Linked DNA regions of Homo sapiens: region 2 is linked to region 1. Evidence: chromatin loops called from intact Hi-C (ENCODE). Cell type or tissue: PC-3. All regions are shown on one strand. Links, peaks and the distances in the headings refer to the core of each region. The heading gives the core; the rest is flanking DNA. Region 1 has its middle 46 kb from the start of MIR5702. Region 2 has its middle 410 kb from the start of MIR5702.

Region 1 (9,698 bases), core at 1,239-9,238:
AATCCCTCCATACTCCTTCACTCTCCTTAAGTTCCTGCCATGCCAGTCACTAACTAGTTTACCTTGGGAAGTTACTTACCTTTATGGGCCTCCATTTTCCAATGCATCATAGGTAGGGTTGAAAGTACTGGCCACACATTTCCTCCTGCCCTTCCCTATTCCCACCCACCTCTGACCACTAGTCCACTTTCACAACTTTCATCATCTAGAAATAATCATTTTCTTTTGAGGGGCTCTCATATAGTATTTTGTATATGTTTTATCTATGATTTATTCTGCCTTAGTTTATTGTTATCAGTTGTTGTTTCTTCTCTCTTCTACTAGACAGCGAGATGTTTGAGGGTGGGGATTAGTTTTATTATAACTATTGTATCCCCCACAACACTTGGCTGTGTGGCTTAAACATGGCAAACTTCCTTTAATGACTCGTCCAATGGATTCACTCTAAAAGATAAGCAGTCTCTTAATTCAGGACGTGATTAGAGGGGAAGTGAGAAGGCAACATGTTTTCTCCCCTTCCCTGTCTGCAAATTCTTTCACACTAAATTACTTAAAAACAAACAAACAAACAAACAAACAAACAAAAAAAAAAAACGCCATCGCAGAATCATTCCTGTAGCTTAAAACCTTGTCTTCTCAGAAGTAAAATGGATATCCTTCTTGGAAACAATAGCCCACTTCTGGGGATCATACTTCTAAGTAAGAACACGTGCATCTGATCTTTTCTGAGAAGCAGATTTTCACAGAAAAGTGGAGAGCCTAGTGCTACTGAGACATGAAGCAGATTGAAAGACACAAAAATGAGAGCCTGGGAACACCAAGATAAACTCCAACCATTTCATAATCTTGCTCAAACCAATCCTGACCGGTGGTCCCCAAGTGCCTCCTAGGTGGTCCATAGACGGGTTTCTTGAGGAATTCATGTTTATAATATGACTGTGTCTTTGTTTTTGTTTCTGGAATGAATTAATCATTTAGTTAGAATAGTAAATGAGGATCAGACGCTGCCTTTCAACAAACGCAGTTCCTTTTGTCTCATTAGTCCTTGAGAAAATGTTGGCACTGTAGAACGTAAATAGGTGAAATGTGTCAATTACAAGGTCTTCTCTCCTGATAAAATGATACAAAAGAAAGACAAGTATGGTATTCCTGTTATTATTCCTACTGATTTTACACAGTTTCTCTCTAAGCCATCAAATTAAAACCGTTGTCAATATTAGGTTATCAGTTCACTTGAGAATGTCATATTATTCCTGGCCTCCAAGTCATCCTCTGGAATATTCATTCCATCGAAGAGACTCTCCCTCATCTGTCCAGAAACATTTTCATCTCTCAAAGTTCAAGTAGAATATCATCTCTCCATGGAAGCCTTTTCTGATTCCTCCATATAAGAGTAGACAGCCACCTATGATCTCTCACTTATCTATTTTATAGCCAGTGAATTGAACTCCTACATTTATTTGTCTATCTTTGTTTTAGTTATGTATTACTGTGTAACAAACCATCTCAAAACTTACTAGCTTAAAACAATAGCATTTTTAAAAAGTTTTCATGTATTTATGGGCCAACCAGGTTCAGCAGGGCCATTCTTCTGCTAAGTGTTGTAGTAGTTGAGGTCACTCATGCAGCTGCATTCAGATGCTGAGAGCAAAACATCAGTGATGACATCTCATCGTCTAAGGCCTCTCTCCACATGCTGGTTAATCACTCAGTGGTTGGGCTTGGGCTTCTTACAGCACAGCAGCTGCACAAGAGAAAAAAAGTGGGAGTTGCCAGGCTTCTTAAGGGCTAAGCCTAGAACTTGGATAGCACCACCACCTTCACTTTTATTGAACAAAGCAGGTCACAAAGCCATCCAAGACTGGGACAAGGTAGTAGGAATGTACCTCTTGAAGGAGGAGCAGCCAAGTATTAATAAACATCTTTAATCTACCACCCTTCCCCACCAGACAGTGTGCTCTTTCCAGGATAGAATACTTCTGACATTTCTGAGAGAATACTGGAAGAAATCAAAGATCTTTGAACATAGTCATCTTTGAGAAGTTAGGAAGACAGTTTAAAGATGTGTCAAAAGGAATTTAAAATTAAAAGCAAGAAAAGAGGTCCCATAACCCACATTCTGAAGTTTCACAAAATTCTGGCTTCAACAGCGTTCAAGAAAAACAATAGAAGGAGAGGGAGTAGCCACCCATGTCATCTGCTGTCTCTCCAGATGCCTAAGAAAACAAAGCTTCTTGTACCAGAACTACTATGAAAACATGCACTTCTTAAAGCTCCTTGGAGCTCAAAAGTCCTCCATGTTCCACTACAATCCAAAGGTCCAACCAACATGAGATTAACCTAACATCAGAACTCAGGCCACTTGATACATTTAAATAAATTTTCAGCAATAGTTTCATCTAATATGCGATTACAAATGAACTAATAGGACCTAACCACTAGAATTTCAGGTGTTAGATCTGAATATGAAATTGTGTACTTTATTTGTTAAAGGCAGGGTTCATGCAATGGAAGGGAAATAGAAGATTTAATAACTAGTTGCATCATTTATCAGAAGAACTCGTATCGTCAGGTTCATGACATCATAAGGAATTGATTCCTGATTGTAATTTTGGGGAAAAATTGTGCTGGAGTTAAATTTGACAACATAAAAAGCAAAAATGTTGAAATTTTTGCATATCCTTTAACCTATATGTTCTCCTAAGAATTTGTCCTGGAGGAAATAGTCATAAGTAGTCACAAAGATATAATTATAAGATGTTTACCATAGCATTATTTGTAACAGTGAAAATACTAGTGACAAGCTATATTCAAGCAATATGAGATTATAAATTACAGCACATCTGTAAGATGGGATTGTAGGTAGCCAGCAAAATTATACTATAGAAACATATCTAATATGAAAAGGTAATTTATGATATAATATATAAAAAGCAAAACATGAAACAGTTACTGAGCGTCAGCATATATGTATGAGAATCTGGAAACCTATATGCCAGATAATTATAAGTGATTAGAAGTGATTATCTCTGGGTAGTAAAATTTTATTATTTTTAGTTATTTACATTCTACATAAGGAACATAGAGCTGTAATAAATGTAAAATTGTGCACTTAAAGTTTTTTTTTACTTGTACATTACCAATTTGTGGACTGTTTAGAAGGTGTTAGAATAGAGCAGTTTAATTCAATCAAGTCAGGTGACTAGATCATGGAAACTGTTATTTACTAAGCTATTTCCTGAAATCAACAAGTTTTTTGTTTAATGAAAAGCCATTGAAACCTGCAATATGTCAGACACACCATACTACACAACAAATTGTGTTTTCTCATTGATATGATGTGACTTCAGAACACACTGAATCTGAAATGTCTCTGGGATTTAGGACTAAGAACTGTAGTTATAGACTGTGAATTCCATGAAAGTAGAGATTTCATTGGTTCCATTAAGTAAATGTGCTTTGAATGGATGAATGATAAGATCACATGAATCATTAATCTCCTACAAGATAGTCCTGAAGATAGCTTCCTAGATGACCTGAGGTCACATAATTACATCCTGTGCTGTGGCTGCCGCAAACAGCCCACATCCCAGGAACTTCTGAGGACAGGTTTTAATAGGTAGTTTTATATACATATAGAAAGAGAGCTGGAAAACGTCTCAGTATATACTGAGGCCATGAGGAAGCTGAAACCAGGGAGAGTTAGGAGAGAAAGACCAAGGACAGAATTTTGAGGAATAAAGATAGGGATGAGCTTCACTGTCTTCCCTGCCCGCATGTCCATCTGATCTTCAGATGTGGGATTTCACAGCTTCTCACAGCAGACTGAACTTCACCCTAGGTTCAAAAGAGCACAAAATCAAGGCTCAAAAGATCCCTGCCTGGCCAGACAAACATGTTGCCTTGTGCCTGAGATCTAGCCATCACATATTTATCCAATTGTCTCATATTTGACTTTTATTCTTAGTATCTTACTCCGAATTACTCCAGGATTTTTTAGACAAAGTGTTCTTGCTTTGTTTGAGCCAGAGCTCTCAGTTCTGGAGTCCTGAATCCTATCCATCTGAGACCCTCTGCTTCTCTGTACCTCTGCTATTTGCCTATTGCCAACTCCCAATTACTCCACCCACCTATCCAAATTCCCTCTTATTGCTCATTGCCAGACTTTGTCAGACTGTTTGTGTTGGCAGTTTCTTCACAGTGGATATTCTTGAGCTGTCTACCTTCCGTTGACCAAGCCTAGGGTCTGACAGGTAGAGGAATCATTTCCACAGTGACCCCCGCTTTATGCTTTCCTCTTTTGAGACGTGAGTCATTTAACTCCTGTTATATGTATGCAATTGGAAAAATTCTAGGTTGGTTATTTACTGGCTCAGTGTTGAGTCACTCTTGATACTTTAATTTTGGATTAACTGGATTCATGACTTTTTTTTTTTTCTTCACTGAAGTTCTTTTCCTTAGAAGGGAAAAGAAACACAGGTCTTCCTGGGCCCAGGTCTCCAACGCTTGCTGGGTGTTTGGCCAGTCCTCCTCTGAAACTCAGTCTGTCCTTGTCTCTGGGATCTTCTTTTTTTTTTTTTTTTTCCTTTTTTTGAGACAGACAGATTGTCACTCTGTTGCCCAACTGGAGTGCAGTAGCATGAACTCGGCTCACTGCCACCTCTGCTCCCGGATTAAAGCGATTCTCATGCCTCAGCCTCCCGAGTAGCTGGGATTACAGGCATGCACCACCGCGTCCAGCTAATTTTTGTATTTTTAGTAGAGATGGGGTTTTGCCATGTTGGCCAGGCTGGTCTCAAACTCCTAGCCTCAAGCAATACACCCACCTCGGCCTCCCAAAGTGCTAGGATTACAGGCGTGCACCACCACATTCAGACTGGATCTTCTTGATCTACATGGATCTAAAGTCTAAAATCTTGGATTTATTTTTAGACATTTGCTGAAGGTATTTGTGATGCTTTCCAATTGTGTTTGCTGTGACTGCCTTCAGGATGAAAGCACTCAGTTTCGATTGAATCCATTGGATGTATATTCTAAATGTCTGTCCTTATAATATCTTTTTGCCTTTTTTCTCTTTGTAAATTTGTCACAGTTGCTAAGGCCTGGACTTTCAAATGATTTCTCTTGCTCCTATCTATGACCAGACCAAAAAAAAGTTTTCACTAATAAAATAGCAGTATGTTCCCAGTGGATATTCAGGAGCAAGACTGATGATAAATTCTTGACTTTTGTCCTGGTACTTTTAAACTCTTCTTCTTTCAAGTCTGCTTTTTACTTCTAGACAATTCTCTAGATATACTGCTGTTCCTCCTCCTTTTCCTTCACATTAAAATTTTGAAACAAAAAATAACTCACTGGTCCACATGCCCCTCATGCCCACTGGTATACCCAGCAGTGCAGCTGTCTTGACCCTCTCGTGTCAACACATCAATCAATCAGTCATCCTTAAGAGAACATTTGTAAAGTAACTATGTTTTGAGCTTTTTGGTTCAGTTTTATTGGGATTTTTAAATAAACTGCATTCATTGGATATCCAACAGTAGCCCAAACATATAGGAACATAATCTGAAATATCACAGTTTCAAATTTCATAATTTGAGATATCACAAGAACTCAAAATAATCTGCCTTACTAATAATCTGCATTAAGGCTGATGGTATTCAATAAGAAAAGTAGAAAGTTCTTACCCAATGGGTTTAGAGCTGCCAACTTGGGTACAATAGAAATGATATACAGTTTTCAAAGCCACAAGTCAAAGATTTTACTTGCTGTTTTAGGGAATAGCTAATATACTATTTCATTTCACCTGTCTTGAGTTTTCTAAATGAATTAGACCCTAAGACAAAGGATGGTGGGCAGCTGGTAGACATCGCACCACACACACACACACACACACACACACACACACAATTTTTAAATTAAGTTATAGAAATTTTGTGCTCAGATTAGTAGAGCAATTATTCCATAGTACTTTATGCTTCTCTGATTTCTCTGATTATCAATTAGAATTCAATCGGAGCTCTTTGTTTGGAGAAAAATATATATTTGCCCCATAAGTAAAAATCCCATGGTTAGTGCCGAAATGAACATGGCAGGATTGGGGGCTGTAGGCCAAATCTTATTACCTTTTCTTCTATCTCTGGGCTTAGCCTTTCAACCATTTTGATAAAGCCAAAGTAAAGGTAAAATGGCAACAGAAGATTTAGCCCCACCTCCTCTGAGGCTTAAGACCCAGTGGAAAAGCTCAAACAAAAGTCCCAAAATTGAATCGTATTCATCCTGATAGGTATGACTTTGGTTACCGTGCCCGTAACAAATCCATCCTCCTAGCCAGTGGGATGGAATGTGCTGACTACTGTGGGCCATGTATGCACATGCTTTCAAGGCTGAAGTCTGGTGGCTATTTTTTTTTAAAAAAAAAACAAGAATTAATAATTGTTGGCAAGGATGTGGAGAAGAAGGAACTCTTGTACACTTTTGGTGGGAAGGCAACTGGTGCAGCCATTATGGAAAACAGTATGGAGTTTCCTCAAAAAACTAAAAATAGAACTACCATACAATGGGTAGATACTTGAAGGAAAAGAAATCAGTAGCTTAAAGAGATATTTTATACCCATTTGCACTCTCATTAAGACCTTATTCATAATAACCACAACATGGAAACTAAGTGCCTATTGATGAATGAATGAATGAATGAATGAATAAATTGTGGTTCATATATACAATGAAATATTCTTCAGCCATAAAAAAGAAGGAAATTCTGCCATTTGCAGCAACATAGATGAACTTAGAGGACATTATGTTAAGTGCAATAAGCTAGAAATAGACAAATATTCTATCATCTCATTTGTATGCAGAATCTAAAAAAGTCAAACTCATAGAAACAGAGAGTAGGACAGAGGATGAGAGGTGAGAGAAATGGGGAGATGTTGATCCAAGGTTACACACTTTCAGCTATAAGATGAATAAGTTCTGGAGAGCTAATATAATATACAGCATGGGTGATTATGGATATGCTACTTATTTTGACTGTGGCAATCATTATACACAATGTGTACATTTATCAAACCATCATATTGCACTACTTGGATATATACAATCTTTACTTGTCAATTAAATATTTTAAAATTTAAAAATAGATATATGGATAGAAAAGACTGAAGTTCAGGGTGGCATCTGCTTCCCTGGAAATAAATGGTCAGAAGAAGGTTGAGGATTTTCTAGAGGAAAATTCCGGTAGGTGCCAGATGGAACATAAACAGCATCTCACTGATAGGCAAGGCCTTGCCCTCAAAGAGTTCATGTTCTAGAAGGTAAAGAGACAATGAGCAAAATACTTAAATAAGATAAATGTCAGACAGTGTTCAGTATTCTAAAGAAAATAAATCATATGATGACAGACTTACAAGTATAATAAATTAGACAAGATGATTAGAAAAAGCCTATCCCAGGAGGTAAATTCTCCATATAAGATTATATCGAGGCAAGTGAGGCTTTGTTTTATGTAATTCTTCGGTAAATACAAATTATTTCTTTTCAGGTTATTTAACACAAGTGTTTCTTAAGCATTGTTCAGTTTATTGGAGATGATTTATACAGATTTTCAACAGATGCTGGCAAATCTAAATATTTGTTCAGTTCTTAAGGTTGTTTGCTGAGGGAAGTATTTTGTATTTTTACATAATTGCATTTGTTTGTATGTGACCTGGGTTTGTTGCAACTAATTGTCTGATGATCTCAAATTTGTCTGCAATCAGTACAATGAGAACCCTTTTGTTGTCTTTTCCACTTTAATTCTTTTTTTCATCTGATAATTACCATTGTCTAAAGAGTTACAAAAGGGACCACACTAAGAAAAGATACACATGGGGATTTTTTTCAAAAACTAATTTGGACAACTAATTTATTCAATTAAATAAGTGCTCCCGCCTGAGCTGGAGGCAGCATCTTTGCAGACCACATCTATGAGCAGAGGGGCACAACCACATTTTGTGGGAGATGCATTTCAGCATCAGGAGGCAGTTAAGTTTTCACAGGTCATCCAAGGACTAAATGGACAATAGCTCACAAGTCTTTACACCTCAATTCCAGAGAAAAGCTCTGTGCAATTACTACTGTCTTACAGCTGTGGGGACTGAGGCACACACTGGCAAGAAAATTACTTTAGGAACTATCTTCCAGCAGGATCAGGAAAGAACTGGCCTCTGCCGAACACTGCATTCGAGTGAGCTTGTGTCCCAGATATCAGGATATCAGTCTGTCTAGGTCCCAGCTGTATTCCCAGTAACTGGCAGAGTTCCTGGGACAAAGTAGGTACCTGCATTCACTTTCTATTGTCACAGTAACAAATTACCACAAATTTGGCAGCTTAAAACATTTACTATCTCACAAATTCTGTAAATCCAAGGTCCAGGTATAATATATTGTGGCTCAGGGAGAGCCCTCAGCTTAGAGTCTTATAGGCTGAAGTCAAGGTGTCAGCAGGACTGTGTTCCTTTTGGGAAACTTTGGGGAAGGACCCATTTTCAAGTTCACTCAGGTTGTTGATCAAATTCAGTTCCTTGTGACTGTAAGACCGAGGTCCCTGTTTGTTTTCTGGATGTAAACTGAGGACTAATGCAAAAGAGGCCATCTGGCTCATGGCCTCCTTCATCTTGAAAGCCAGCATCGATGCACTGAGGCCCCCTCTCATGCCTTGACTCTCCCTTGCCTCTTCTTCTGCTGTATTTCTCTCTGACTCTTCTCCCTTCCCTTTAAGGGTCCATGTGATTATATTGAATATTCCAGAATAATATCCCTATTTTAAAGTAATCTGCAAAGTCCCTTTGCCACATGAAGCTAAAATATGACAGGTTCTAGGGGTTAGGGCGTGAATATCTTTGGAGGGGGCATTATTCTGTATGCTGCACTTAATTTTTTTTTCTTTTTAAAATTTTATTGTATTTTACTTTAAGTTCTGGGATACATGTGCAGAACGTGCAGGTTTGTTACATAGGTATACATGTGCAATGGTGGTTTGCGGCACCTGTCAACCCGCCATCTAGGTTTTAAGCTGTGCATGCATTAGGTATTTGTCCTAATGCTCTACTTCCCCTTAGTCCCCACCCCACAACAGTCCCCGGTGTGGTGTTCCTCTCCCTGTGTCCATGTGTTCTCATTGTTCAACTCACACTTATGAATGAGAACATGCGATGTTTGGTTTTCTGTTCTTTTGTTAGTTTCCTGAGAATGAAGGTTTCCAGCTTCATCCATGTTCCTGCAAAGGACATGAACTCATTCTTTTATGGCTGTATAGTATTCCATGGTATATATGTGCCACAATAAATTAACACCTAACAGCAGATGTTAATAATATTGTCTAGGCCGTGCAGCAATATACCTGAAGATTGAATTTGATGCATCGGGTACTTGTGTAGACAAACATAAGAGGAAAGAAGAAAACATTATTGCACACACATTCTGTACCAGGCCTAGACTTAAGTGTTTTCTCATGAAAGCTTTCTTTGAACACAGGCTTTGTGAGCAAGCATGTCATCCCTAATTTGTAATGAGGATATTGAGACTCAAATTAATTATGTGACCTGTAGCAGAGCCTTCTAAATTGAAGTTTATGTGGTTTTCTCTCACGCACAGTCTCTTCATGCTTAGATCTGTGCATGTTATACCCAAATGTATTAGGCACATAGACTTTGGAGCAA
Region 2 (9,698 bases), core at 900-8,899, 370 kb before region 1:
TTCTTTCTCTTTCTCTCTCTTTCTTTCTTTTGACAGAGTCTTACTTGTTGCCCAGGCTGGAGTACAGTGACGAGATCTCGGCTCACTGCAATCTCCACCACCAGGTTTCAAGTGATTCTCCTGCCTCAGCCTCCCGAGTAGCTGGGATTAGAGACATCTGCCATCAAGCCTGGCTAATTTTTGTATTTTTCACAGAGACAGAGTTTCACCATGTTGGCCAGGCTGGCCTTGAACTCCTGACCGCAGGTGATCTGCCTGCCTTGGCCTCCCAAAGTGCTGAGATTACAAGGATGAGCCACTGTGCCCGGCCGTGTCCATGTTTTCTTAACAATGTCTTCCAGAAAACAGAAGACTGTTCATAATTTAATAAAGTTCAGTTTATCAATGTATCCTTTATGAACCATGCTTTTGGTCCTAAATCTAAGAAATCTTTGCCTAATTTAAGATGAGAAAGATTATTCTCATGTGTTTTCTTGCAGAAGCTTTATAATTTTTGGCTTTATATTTAGGAATATCCATTTGGAGTTAATATTTTATATGGTAAAAAACATAATGTTTAAAAATTTCAAAAAATACTTTTGGTTTGGGGTTTTGATTTGCATTTAGATATCCAATTGTTTCAGCACTATTTCTTGATTGGCTAAATCTTGAGTTGCTGTAGGCTTCTTTTAATGCCTTTATCTGGTTGTGCTATTAGGCCAATGCTGGCCTCATAAAATAAGTTGGAAAGTATTCCTTCTTTTTTAGCTTTTTGGTGAAGTTTGTGTAAAATTGGTATTTTTTCTTCTTAAATGTTTGAAAAAAATCACCAGTAAAGTTACATGCACCTGAAGTTTTCTTTGTGGGAAGGTTTTGAACCACAGATTCAGTTTCTTTAATAGATACAGAATGTTCATGAATCTATACATATCTATGTCTATATATATCATGTTTATACATATATGTATATCTACATCTTCTTGCAGAGCTTTAGTAGTTTCAGTTTTTCAAAGAATTTGTCTATTTCACCTAAACTGTAGAAATTGACATAAATTTGTTTGTAATATTTCCTTATTTTCCTGTTATAATATGTGTAAGTTCTACAGAGGTCTTTCCTCTGTTATTCTTGATATTGACAATTTGTGTCTTACTTTGTTTTCCTGGTTAGTCTGACAAAAGATTTATAAGAGTATCAGCATTTGGTGTTATTGATTTTCTCTATTGTTATTCTATTTCATATTTTAGTAGTTTCTGCTCTTGTGTTTATTATTTCCTTTGTTACACTTACTTTAGGTTCAATCTTCTCTTAATTTTCTAGTTTTTAAAGATGTTACAGGTTTTCAGGATTTTTAGGTTATAAATTTCCCTCTAAGCAATGCTTTGGCTGCATAACAGAATTGCTTTTATATTGTTTTCATTTTTCATTCAGCTCAAAATATTCTAATCTCCTGTTTTAGTTCTTCTTTAACTTTGCTGTAGGTTTCTTAATTCTCAGACTTTGGAGAATTTTTAAAGAGAACTTTCTGCTATTGATTGCTAATTTTATAATCATCATAAAATTTATTTTGTATTACTTGAATACAGTTGTCCCTTTTTATCTGCAGTTTCTCTTTCTGCAGTTTTATTTACCCATAGTCAACCATGGTCTGAAAATATTACAGAACTTTGACAGCAAAGAGAGAGACTACATTCACATAACTTTTATTACAGTCTATTGATATAATTGTTCTTTTTTATTATAATTTTTGTTAATCTCTTACTGTGCTCAATTTATAAATTAAACTTTATTTTAGGTATATGTACATAGGAAGAACATAGTGCATACAGGGTTTAGTACTATCTTCAGTGTTAGGCACCCACTGGGAGTCTTGGAACATATCCTCCATGAAGAAGGAGGGACTACTATACTTTTAAATTTACTAAAACTTGGCCTGGCGCAGTGGCTCATGCCTGTAATCCCAGTACTTTGAGAGGTTGAAGCGGGAAGATCATGAGGTCAGGAGATCGAGACTATCCTGGCTAACATGGTGAAACCTCATCTCTACTAAAAATACAAAAAATTAGGTGGGCGTGGTGGTGCGTGCCTGTAGTCCCAGCTACTCAAGAGGCTGAGGCAGGAGAATTGCTTGAACCCAGGAGGCAGAGGTTGCAGTGAGCCGAGATTGTGCCACTGCACTCCAGTCTGGGCAACAGAGCGAGATTCCATCTCTAAATAAATAAATAAATAAATAATTATACTAAAACTTACTTTGTAGCCTAGAATATGGTCTGTCTCGAAAAATGTTCTATATGTAATTGAAAAAAATGTGTACAATGCTGTATTGGGTAGGAGTAATAGTCTCTAAATGTCAATTAGATGAAATAGATGAGGACATTGTTGAAGTCTTCCATATGTTTGCCAATACATTTTTTGGTGTTCATTTTCTAGGGATTATTGAGAGACTGGTGTTATCTTTGGCTATATTTGTGAATTGCTTTATTTATTATTTCAGTTCTGACAGTTTTTGCTTTATGTGTTTAGAAGCTTGTTATTAGGTACATAAACATTCATGATTGGTATGTCCTCACGATTAACTGACTTTATTTTGAAGAAATGACTTTACTTATCTCTATTAAACTCTGCCCTGAAATCTACATTATATACTATTATGTTGGCATTCCAACTTTCTTTTCATTAGTGTTACTTTTAACTTACATGTGGCATTAATGTAAAGTCAGTTTCTTATAGGCAGCAAGTAGTTGAGTCTTGTTTTTTAATCCATATGACAAATTGACAATCTATGTATTTTAAAAGGGATGTTTAGGCCATTTACATATAATGTGATTATTGACATGGTTTTGTTTAAATCTACAATCCTATTTTTTTTGTTTCTTTTTTGTTCCATCTGTTCTGTTTCCTTTTTTCCTCTTTTTCTACATTCTTTAGGATTTAGTATCTTTTATAATTTTATCTCTATGATGGATTATTAATCCGAACCTTTGTGTGTGTGTGTGTCTGTGTGTGTGTGTGTGTGTGTGTGTGTGTTTAGTGCTCACTTTTAGGGTTTCTAGTATATACACATTTAATTTATTATGGTCTACCTTCAAATTATATTACATCACTTTATATACAACTGAATATTTCCATTTCACCTATCCCAGAGTTTTTGATATTATCATACATTTTAATTCTGTATTTGTTATGAACTTTACAATATAATATCATTTTTACTGAAATCATTAGTTTTGAATTTCAAAATAAAAAAACAATTTTATATTTACCCGCATGCTTACTAATTCTGTGCTCTTTTCTTTTTTGTTAGATCCATATATCTACCCAATATAATTTTCCTTCTGTGAAAGACTTCCTTTTACATTCCTATCGTGCAGGCCTACTGGTAATTAATGTTTTTCATTTTTTTGTATTCTAGAAATATGTTTTATTTTGTCTTAGTTTTTTTAAAGGCTTTATATTATATATAAAATTCTAGGTGGACAATAATACCTCCTTTTAAAACTTTAAAAATATTTTTCCACTGTATTCTGGTTTGTATTTCTTCCTAAGAGAAATTGTTTGTCATCCTGATCTTTGTTTTACTATATATAGTGTGTCTTTTTTCTCTAGCTACTTTTAATAATTTTCTCTCTATTATCCTTAGTAGGCTATTTGATTATGGCATGCCTTGCAGTTGTCTTAATTTTCCTGTGCTTTGTTTATTGAATTTCTTGGATAAATGTATTTCTACTCCTAATCAAATTTGGGGGAAATTTTAATTATTTCTTCAAAGAGTCTTGTATTTTTTTAACATTCTTAAGATTTTTTTTCTAGGCTTCTCAAGTCATTTGTAAATAATTTCCTATTTTTGAAACCTGCCTCTAAGCTTTACAAGTGGGACCAGAAAAGTCTTTAGTTCAGGCCTCATTTTTCCTCACTGCTAAGGCAATACCATTTTCTAACATTCTACTCAATGCTGCATGTTTTACAAGGGGTTTCTATTCTGATTATTGAGAATATCAACTTTTAAAGGCTTGTTGTGAGCCTAAGATTGTTCCACCTGCTCTTTACAGGTAGTCCTTTCCCTGGCCTTGCTGGCTACCGCAAATGCATGCACCAATTTCATTCAGCTGAAGACAGAGGGGGGAATCCTTGGCAGGTCTTTGTAGCTCATTTTCCCTTCATGCAACTTTCTGTTCACCATTACTCTGTCATGGGAACTCTAGCTCCTTGTCCTCTCCTACCTTTCGATGCTGTCTCCAAAATGCAGGTAACCAATAGGTTTTTCTTGCACTCCCCTCCCTGGAAAATCTCAAGGCAGTACTGGGGCAGTTGCAGGACCTAGCTTGCTTACTTTATCTTTCTCTAATGTTACAGAACTTCATTGCCTGTATTCCAATATCTGAATACTTACATTATATATATATATATATATATTTAAGTTTTTTCCTAAACAACTAAAAATGTGCTTAATACTGGTGGATAAAACTGGTCTCTTTTACTTTTGCTATAAGAAGTACAGATGTTGACTTTAAAAATACCTTGCTGCATTCTGCAGAATCTATAATGTAGAAACTAAGGAGCTTTAACAATTGATTTCACACACCATTGCTGTGTAAAGAAAGCCACACACAAAAATTAGTTTCTTTTCTTAAAAACTTTTTGCACTGTCAAAAAATTTAGTAACCAAAAAACATTTGATTTAGTAAGTCTGTAAACATTCTTCATATTAAATGTCTGTTTGGATTTTCAGAGAATCTTTGGGTCCCCAGGCTTGAAATTTAAAAATGAGATTATGTGACTATTTGCAATTCAAATAAAATAATATTACTTACAGGAACAAAGTCTGAAATCATCTGAATTTAAGAAATTAAATGTAATCTTTTATGAGTGTAAGGCAATAAAATGATAGAATACAATTAGCTCAAATTTAAATACAAATATCATCTCTGCCTGCAAATCATTTACATATATGTCAATTTTTTTATGTGTACTCCCAAAAGATTCAGCATACACAATCAAGATAAGTCATTTAGGAGATGTTGGAAAACATACAGATGGACAAGTGTTTTTCTGGTACATTTCCTCACCTTTTGGTTAGTAGTTTTCAGAAAAACTGCTATATTAGGTTTGTCCACAGGGTGATTATGGAGTCTCATAAATTTTGTTTAGGGGGTTTTTAGTTGAGTTGTTCTGAGAAAAATTTGAGATGAATAAGTGAAGCCAAGCTCTGGAGAGGAAAAAAAGGCAATTTTATCCAAATCTGGCACATTCTGAAGGTGGCTTGGGTTGAAAGTGAATCTAGCATATGTATTTGGCTATGAGATGCTTCATGTCAACCTTTCCTTGCTCACACACAAACTTCTTTGATCTATCCTGAAAAGTCTGTTTATGCCAACATCCCATATTGCTATATATAAAGTTTTGCAGGAACTTCTGGTGAAAACATTACTCTAAATACAGTGGGTGCTGTGTTTACCTAGACATAGATATGTGAATTATGTTTGATGATTCAGTAGTAGGCAACATACCAGGTTCAGAACTAGATCAGAACAATCGTAAATTAGCTGTGCCCTATAAGCAAACAGAATGAATAAGTGAAAAATATCTATTAAAAAATTACTTACAAAACCAGAGGCCAACTTGGGAATCATACTATTGCAAAGAGCATTTATTTCAACTCAGAGAATTAAGAGCTGTGAGAACTACAAGAAATGCATTATGATAGTGAACCCTAGTTAATAATGTCATTCATAGCAGCCAAGGTTGACAAACAGAAGTTTGCCCTCAAGAAGTATTTGATAATATGTCTTCTGTGTTTTCCTGTTTCCTGGCTAGAACTGGATATTCAATATGACTAATGCTTCTTTCATTAAAAAAGAAAAAAGACAGACTTCGAAATATTTACTCACTTCTTCAAGAATGTAGAAAACACTTAATGATAACATTTCTGTTAGCTGCGGTGGCAGAATTATGTATTTACATCTAACACTTTTTTTCTGTATAACAGGGATTACTTAATTACAGAGTACTCATATCCAAGGAAATTAAAGTTATTTTAAAATCTGAAGAACATTTTGAAATTAAAGTTGTATTTACTGTTTCTGAAACATATATTAAATGTCAGAATTACCAACTTTTTAAGAATTGCATGTCTCATACACAATTTATATGTGTGTGTACGGATGTGTGTGTATAGTAATTTTACCTTTAAAAATGTAATGAACATATAACTTACAAGGCAAATTTTAAAAGACAGTGAACTGTTTAGTTCAAACAACTTAAGATCTGTTATGGCTATAATTACAACAGTGGAAAATTGGCAGTCTTTAAACTATGAACCTAACGTGAGTTGGTATAAATAATTACATGTTTATATAGCCCAATTGAACAAGGCTACTCTGGCAAAAGCCATTTCAAAATACAAAATTAAAAATTGAAACTATAAGTATACTCAAGCAACTATAGTAATTAAAATCCATGTTAATTACAAATGATCCAGAAATATTCTTGAAGAACAAACCTGTTGGACAACTACATGCCAATATATTTTTAGACATATATGGAGATAGTATTTGAAATCACAAGCATGTTTATAAGTCCTGGCTACTCTCTAAGTTTATGAGATTATACGGTATTATGGTCTATTATTATATTACAATATGTGCTAGTTAATTTTTATGTTACCATATGGATGTACTTTTTGTAGTGCTATAGAATTTACCAACCAGTTCCACATACATTTTCTTATTCAATTCCCTTAACAAGTCCACAAGCCAGCTTTTAACTTAGTTATTATTATGCCCTTTTCCAGTTGAGGAAACCTGAGCCTCTGAGGGGCTATGCATGCCTGACACAGATTGTTGGGTTACAAGTGGCAGAGGTTTGCTAGAATTCAGTCATCTAAACCTATTATTTAATTAATAAAATATTTCAGACAAAGTACATAATTATATTGTATGGTTTTTATTGTCTAAAAACAGTGTTTGTGAACTGAATAGTAAAGAGGAAAGATCCTGCTTTACGAGCAGTTTTAATGAAGGCCCTGTTAGAAGGAATTTATTCATAATTTTCTGGTTGTATTCATCATAACACAATCTGAAAACTGATCTGAATTATAAAACAAGCTTCTATTTTGTATGTGTTATGTATTTTTTGTTAAAAAATGTGCTGTTAAAAGTCAGACATTGCTTTTAATTTAGGTGTAAAGAAACAAAAATATCAATGGACAACCTCAGAAATAATCTAGAGTATTTTTTAAATGATGCCACTTTATATTCTGACACATCCAGCAGAAAAAGCGAAATGATTTGGGTTAAACAATTAGACGTGCCCTTTGTTTCCTTCTTTGAGCTTTACCTATTGAATTTGCCTGTGTTTTATGTACATACAACTCTAGACACGTGCTAAGACACAACCTTCTGACACTTTGCCAGAAACATGCAAATTAAAAACCTGAAATCTAATATGCAATAAATCGAAAATAAATGTGTCAGGGGATTTAGCACAGGCAGCTCATAAGGGGACACCTTCTTTTCTTAATCTATAAAAGGCAAATGTCACGGTTGAGGCATCTGCCAAACTGCCATGGAGAATGTATTCACTGCATTTGCTAAGCCAGGGGTACCAGGGCTGTCAGCAGAGAATGAAGGATGGGTACACCCAACTTTTAACTCCATCTTGAGAAAGAAAGAAAGAACGAAAGAAAGAAAGAACGAAAGAAAGAAAGAAAGAAAAAGAAAGAAAGAAAGAAAGAAAGAAAGAAAGAAAGAAAGAAAGAAAGAAAGAAAGAAAGAAAGAAAGAAAAGAAAGAAAGAAGGGGAACTTTCTCAGGACACACCAACAGGGTAAGTAAAAAAGGCTTTGGGAGATTTAAAAATACAAGTTGAAATCCCCAGAAAAATGCTTCTCTTAGAGTTGCTAAAGACATCCAAATCTAGAGGCTTAGAGAGCCCTGAAGCTGGATTGGGTATGCTGAAATTAAAACCTAGAGGCTACCAAAAGGATTATCAGAATAAAACAATGCTTCTCAAAGCATGAGACAGGTTCCACTGCTAAGATATTATTATTTATTATTATTATCATTATTGTTATTTTCAAGACGGAGTTTCTTGTTGCCCAGGCTGGAGTGCAATGGTGTGATCTCGGCTCACCGCAACCTCCCCACTCCTGGGTTCAAGTGATTGTCCGGCATCGGCCTCCCAAGTAGCTGGGATTATAGGTGCCCAAGCCACCATTCCTGGCTAATTTGTGTATTTTTAGTAGAGACGGGGTTTCGCCATGTTGGCCAGGCTGATCTTGAACTCCTGACCTCAGGTGATCCACCAGCCTCGGCCTCCCAAACTATTGGGATTACAGGCGTGAGCCTCTACGCCAAGCTAGGATATTATTTTAAGTGGCACACAGAAATGCTTACTTGTTGATTTTATTTTACTTGTTAAAAATTTGATTATACATTTAATGAATACCTATTAAAATATAAGAAGCGTATTAAACTTCTGTTTGAGGACTGCAAGGATGAAAATAAAATAAAACTAAGTTTCAAAGAGTTACTCTGTGGAAAGTAGTGAAAATAATGGTTTAAATAAGACGAGGATTTGAAAAACAATGTTAAAGTTGGCACCCAGAAGACTAAGGTTGTGTTAATGCTGGAACAGAGAGTACAAGCATTTATAAAGCAATTGTCCCTCTTTACTTTGCTCTTCTTTCTCTGGAGATAGGGGATATTGAAGATCTTCCTTTGTCTTAATTCATCATGCTATTATTCCTTATCTTTGCCATCATGCCTCCCATTTTATACTCTGTTCTTGTCCCTCACACATCCTCACCTCTACTGGAATGTAAGCTCCCACAGGGAGATAGTGTCTACCAAATATTTAGCACTTAATACATGGAAGAATGAATGAATAACTGCTTTATCCCCACACATTTCTGGACTTGAGACCCCTCCCTGCTCACAGGATCGGTATCAACTCTGCCCTTTAGATCAAAGTATTTCTCCCTCAAGTCACCTTTACCTTACTTTTGAGTAAGAACTTCAAATTTTGGTTCCTTTAGACTTACAACTGGAAGCACACAAGTCCACTATGGGATTAAGGATTGCAGAACTACATATAGGGTATGTGCTGGCCTTCCCAACAGTCCCCTTGTCATTGTATAGTGATGTGATTTGAAAAATCTTTCAATGCAGCAGGGTTGGCCTGATTAGTGTACAATCAGGCTAATCCTATCACCCTTTCCATAGTGATTGGATAGGGATGGGAAGGTCTATGTCAATGGCAAAGGGCATTCCTCTTCCTACAAAAGTTGGTTCAGGAATAAGGAGATGACCCAGTTGCCAAAGGAAATGACAGGAGGTGTTTGCTTGAGATTTCTGAGAAAGAAGATAATTCTCACTTCTGAGAAATTTGGAAATAATCTCTTGTTTCTCACTGGCTCCAGATATGTCCTGATATGAGTGTGGGCACCACTGTAACCATTGGGTTGCCAACCTGAGGTTGGAGTGGCACACAGAACCGAGCAGAATCAGAGTCTGATGAAGAACAGGCTTGCTGGCTTGATCTCAACTCCTGTTTTGACCTCATCTAAACCTCTGGATCATGGCCTTAGCTTTAGTGAAACAATGATTTTGACATGCTCTGACATTTTAAAAAGGCTTTCGTTTTCTTTAACTTGGGGCAATATATTTATACAAGTTATAAATCTGTTACTATACAACCCACATTATCTGTTGAGTTACTGAAAA

What was found. A loop is a pair of places that touch in the nucleus more often than their neighbours do. Peaks named below come from ENCODE experiments on the same cell type or tissue, not always from the same donor. Only the 100,000 strongest peaks of a DNase experiment are listed, where the experiment ranks them.
Region 2: it touches region 1 in a loop (4-fold over the local background); 2 of 110 quality-filtered maps call a loop at or near these places.

The regions. Positions count from the first base shown.
Region 1 is chr2:226,607,864-226,617,561 of GRCh38, forward strand. No RefSeq gene overlaps it. Among named protein-coding and RNA genes, the nearest start is that of MIR5702, 46 kb to the right of the region's middle. In PC-3, for the core only: no CTCF peak of the experiment used is centred there; a DNase peak (open chromatin) is centred at 4,248; H3K4me3 peaks cover 422 bases; H3K27ac peaks cover 2,597 bases.
Region 2 is chr2:226,242,351-226,252,048 of GRCh38, forward strand. No RefSeq gene overlaps it. Among named protein-coding and RNA genes, the nearest start is that of MIR5702, 410 kb to the right of the region's middle. In PC-3, for the core only: a CTCF peak has its summit at 5,180; DNase peaks (open chromatin) are centred at 5,581 and 5,641; H3K4me3 peaks cover 1,332 bases; H3K27ac peaks cover 1,769 bases.